Linked DNA regions of Homo sapiens: region 2 is linked to region 1. Evidence: read pairs that join two places in POLR2A ChIA-PET (ENCODE). Cell type or tissue: GM12878. All regions are shown on one strand.

Region 1 (2,500 bases):
CCCCCCCAAAAAAAATGGCACTAAAACATCTCAGTAGCCATGGGGAGCCCCCACTCGGGAGACTGTCCTTACCCACCTCCCCACCATTCCTTCCATCCACTTTGAGAGCTTAGTACGACCACATATGAAACCACAAAGAACCAATCTTAACAAAGCAAGTGCAGTGCGAAGGGCAAATTCCACATGGAGAAGTTGTTCAGGCCTTTTTAATGAATATTCATAGCCATATGATTTACTGGGCAAACTGGGATGTTGGACTTAAACATTCCACAAGGGGTTCAGCAGGGAGTTCTTTATTCACTACATTTAAATGCAAATGATAACAAAATTGCATGACAATACACATTGAAAAGTTGATTTAATGCAGCATAAGAGAAGGATTAGGGAATCAGTAAGAAGGATTTTATTTCAATTCTTTACATGGGTTAAAGTCAGGCCAGACAGAAGCCAAGAATTCAAATGCTATTACAGGGGACAACCTTGTCACCAAACAGGATTTGTTTAATTATTTTTCTCCTTTTGTGAAGAAATGGAAGAAAAAGGGTCCCTATTTTTGTTCATCAAAGATATCTGCAGCTACCCATTAGGACTGCTGATCAGCAGGAGTTTATCTCACCAAACTGATAATAATTCAGGCAAAAGCCCAGAAATGTAATTTTTTTTTTTTTTTTTTGAGATGGAGTTCACATCGTTGCTCAGGCTGGAGTGTGGTGGCACAATCTCAGCTCACTGCAACCTCTGCCTCCCAGGTTCAAGCGATTTTCCTGCCTCAGCCTCCTGAGTAGCTGAGACCACAGGTGCACACTCGGCTAATTTTTGTATTTTAGTAGAGACGGGGTTTCACCATGTTGGCCAGGCTGGCCTTGAACTCCTGACCTCAGGTGATCCACCTGCGTTGGCCTCCCAAAGTGCTGGGATTACAGGCGTGAGCCACTGCACCCAGCCTCAGAAATGTAATATTACACTTAGCTAGCCTGTGCCATATTAAGGGGGAATGCATATGCTTAGAAATACTGGAAGCATTTCCCAGACCCTTTTTCTGACTGATGAGAAATGCTGGTTGTTGAGGGACTCCAAGTGGAAAATCACTGATATAGGAACATCTTCTAACACAGACATTCGTGGCTTTGAAGGGAAAGAGAACTGAATGCTCCATTTCAGAGGAAGAATGGCCCATTGTGTCCAATAGGAGCTCTACTCTGGAGGGAAGCCTTGGAGGCCCCTCATGATGTGAGAAAGATGTGAAAGACAGTGCTTTACAAGCAATGCTTTAAAGGCAATGCCAATGCTGAATTGCCACCCCCGCTGTTGGTCTAGGGTGGAAGCATTATTATATCTGCTCAAAGAAAGGAATTAGACATCTTCCCATACCAACCCTGTCTGCAACCCAAATGGTCAAGCAAACAAATGCAAAATGGGGAAGAAAAACATCCTGTCTGTAAAGGCAGGTCAGATAGACAAAGAAGCAATTATGCACCAACTAAAAGGATCTCAGGCCGGGCGAGGTGGCTTAAGCCTGTAATCCCAGCACTTCGGGAGGACGAGGTGGGATGATCATTTGAGTCCAGGAGTTCGAGACCAGCCTGGGCAACATGGTGAAATCCCATCTCTATAAAAAAGCAAAAATTAGCCAGGCGCGGTTGAATGTGCCTGTAGTCCCAGCTAGTTGGAAGGCTGAGGTGAAAGGATCACGTGAGCCCAGGAGGTCAAGGCTGCAGTGAGCTGTGGTGGCACCACTGAACTCCAGCTTGGGTGACAGAGCAAGACTCTGTCTTTAAAAAAAATGAAAGAAAGGATCTCACCTTCGAAACAATAGGATTCTAGGATTTGCTTCAAAATAATATAGGGCAAGGATTGGGAAGTGGGTAGGGGTATCAGCACATCAAAATGAGCAAGGAATTGATAATTATTGAAGCTGGGTGATAGGTGCATCAAGTTCATTGTTGTATTGTTCTGTTTACTTTTGCATATGTTTAGAATTTTTCATAAGAAAAATGGCTTTTTTATTACTTGGTTTTTAAAAGATTCCACTTCACCCAATGTAAATATGACAGTATCCACCTCTGTTGGGACAAAGTCATCATTGCAGGGAACAAGGTCATTTAGCCACTTACATGGGAGCCCTGGGAATAGGGAAGCGTCCACCACATGGCCATGAGGGAGGAGCTAGACAAAACTAAGACTTTAAGACATGGACAAGAGTTGACTGGAGCTTTCAACAGAGCTCTTTTTATTTTTATTGTTTTTTTTGTTTGTCTTTTGTAGAGACGAAGTCTCACTTCAAGAGAACTTGTTTTAAAAATAACAGCCCTTTCAGTGAAATATCAGAAAACAAACTTGATAATTTCAGAATTCAGAAACGCTTAGTCTCAGCCCTGCCTGGGAACGTGCAAAGTGTCTTTGCTATTCCAAAGGCAGGATGTTATTCCCAGTGTGTGGTTGACATCTCACACAACTAAGTATGTGCACTGACCTGCAAAGTTCTGGAAGGTACCACGTC
Region 2 (2,500 bases), 240 kb after region 1:
TATAACCTGAGATGCACAGCTGTGGCAAGCTACATATACATCAAAGAAGGGAGGATAAAGGGAAATGTTTTTCTTTTTTTCTTTTTTTTTTTGAGACAGAGTCTCACTCTGTCGCCAGGCTAGAGTGCAGTGGCACAATCTCAGCTCACTGCAACCTCCGACTCCCTGGTTCAAGCATTCTCCTGCGTCAGCCTCCGAAGTAGCTGGGATTACAGGCGCACACCACCATGCCCAGCTAATTTTTATATTTTTAGTAGAGACGGGGTTTCACCATGTTGGCCAGGATGGTCTTGATCTCCTGACCTTGTCTGCCCGCCTTGGGCTCCCGAAGTGCTGGGATTACAGGTGTGAGCCACTGTGCCTGGCCAAAGGGAAACTTTTATTTGGCAAAAGGAGAAGTTCACATAAACTGCTTGGAAACAGACATTGGTTTTGGATACTCAAAGTCAGAGTTGGCACCATTTTAGAGGAAGAGATGCTGTTACTGGGCAGGTATTGTTTTGAGAGCATTTTATCTGAATTGCTGCAGTCCTACAGAATTTCTTATTTTAGAAAGTCCTTGAGACAGGACTTCCAAAAATGTCTTTTATCTCGTCCATGCAATCATGAACCCTACTCCTTTGTGCTCTCCTGGCTCTAGTTTGTGTTTGACAAACAGTGATTTCATCCTGGTATCTGCAACTTTCATAAACCTTTATTTATATATTAGTACTTCAAAGATTAAAAAAAATTGTAAATCTCTTGCCTCAAGAAAAAGATTTAGTGCCAAAGAATAAGTCTTATTTTTAAAATATTGTGAATGAGACTTGTTTCATTTGATTTTTTTAATGGCTTATGATGATATAAAATGAAAGCTATGGACTTTAAAACATATTTATCCTGTATTCTTTCTTAGCACTGGTGTCTTTTATTAATGCTAACAGTCGTTTTAAGGTTGCATCTCTTATCACACTGTATAATATTTGAGGTAATGATAATTTACATCTTCTTTTCTAATATTTCTGTCACCTATTTTATCTTGTGTTTGCTAGAATTGTGAAAAGAGTGTTGAAAAATTGAGTGCTGGGCTCTTCTGCTTTGTTCCTATTTCAATTTCGTTGGTATTTCACCAGTTGACATTATATTGACTTTCGCTTTATGACTTTTAGAAATGACTGCTAAAATTATCAAATGCCTTTTATGGGGATCTAATGATAAAAATCATATAGTTTCTATCTTTGAATTTATGAGTGTAGTGAATATATATATTTTTCTACACTGAAACATTCCCACATTTCTAGAATAAACTCTATTTGGTTGTGAAATATTACCATTTTAATTACTTGCTGGATTTGATTAGTTTATATTTTGTTTATATGGTTTCAGAATTTTTTTTAAATAATTGCCACAAGATCTCACTCTGTTGCCTAGGCTGGAGGGCAGTGGTATGATCTTGGCTTACTGCAGCCTCGACCTCCCAGGCTCAAGCCATCCTCCCACCTCAGCCTACCAAGTAGCTGAGACCACAGGAGTACGCCACTACCCCTAGCTAATTTTTGTATTTTTTGTAGAGATGGGGTTTTGCTCTATTGCCCAGGCTGGTCTTGAACTCCTGAGCACAAGCAATCTGCCAGCCTCGGCCTCTCACAGTGCTAGGATTATAGGTGTGAGGCACTGTGTGCTGCCTTTACAAACTTTGTTTTGTAGATACAGTGTCTCCCTATGTTGCCCAGGCTGGTCTTCAACTCCTGGCCTCAAGCGATTCTCCCTCCTTGGTCTCCCACATGATGAGATTACAGGCATGAGCCCCCCCCACCATACCTGGCCATAATTTCAGTTTTTAAGTAAGATTGGTCCATAGTTTTATTTATTTGTGCTATCTTTATCCAGTTTTGATATTAGTGTTAGTCTAACTTTGTAAATGAATTTAGATTTCCACCTTTTTTTCTATGCTCTGCAATAGTTTAAATGATGAAAAATTATCATGCTATTTGGTTTTTGAAAGTTAGAGTGTGCTGCAAAACCACCTGGGCTTGCTGATACTTTTAGAGGTAGATCTTTGATTATTCTTTTCTTCTATGATTATTGATTTGTTTGATTGTCTTTCTCTTCTTGAATCAATTTTAGAATTTATGGTTTTTAGAAAATCATGCATCTCATCTACATTGCCAATTTATTGGCAAGAAGTTGCACAAAATATTTTCTTATAATTATTTTAGTATCTTCCATGACCATGGACGTTTTTCTTTTCTCATTACCACTATTAACTCTTTAAGCAAAACATTGAAATCAACTTTTTCTTCCCCAACCTGATTATCACAAATTCTAGTAGCATATCTTAACTTCTTAAAGAAAATAAGAAGTCAACTATCTAAGACTCATAGGTTTGATAAAATTTGAAAGATCCTGCAATCCTTATAATTTCCTACTGTTTGTCCTTATCCTGTTCATATTTTATTAGTAATAGCAACCACTTAATACGTTTATTGTGTGTCAGACACTTGGTAAATAAACCCTTTAC

What was found. Peaks named below come from ENCODE experiments on the same cell type or tissue, not always from the same donor. Only the 100,000 strongest peaks of a DNase experiment are listed, where the experiment ranks them.
Region 2: POLR2A ChIA-PET joins it to region 1 with 6 read pairs; 2 of 35 experiments call an interaction of 5 or more read pairs at or near these places.

The regions. Positions count from the first base shown.
Region 1 is chr1:183,403,445-183,405,944 of GRCh38, forward strand. The region is part of intron 1 of NMNAT2 (nicotinamide nucleotide adenylyltransferase 2); the gene reads right to left. Among named protein-coding and RNA genes, the nearest start is that of NMNAT2, 14 kb to the right of the region's middle. RefSeq lists a silencer at 110-404. In GM12878, no CTCF peak of the experiment used is centred here; no DNase peak of the experiment used is centred here.
Region 2 is chr1:183,639,770-183,642,269 of GRCh38, forward strand. It overlaps a transcript of RGL1 not described here. Among named protein-coding and RNA genes, the nearest start is that of ARPC5, 5.2 kb to the left of the region's middle. In GM12878, no CTCF peak of the experiment used is centred here; no DNase peak of the experiment used is centred here; H3K4me3 peaks cover 417 bases; H3K27ac peaks cover 340 bases.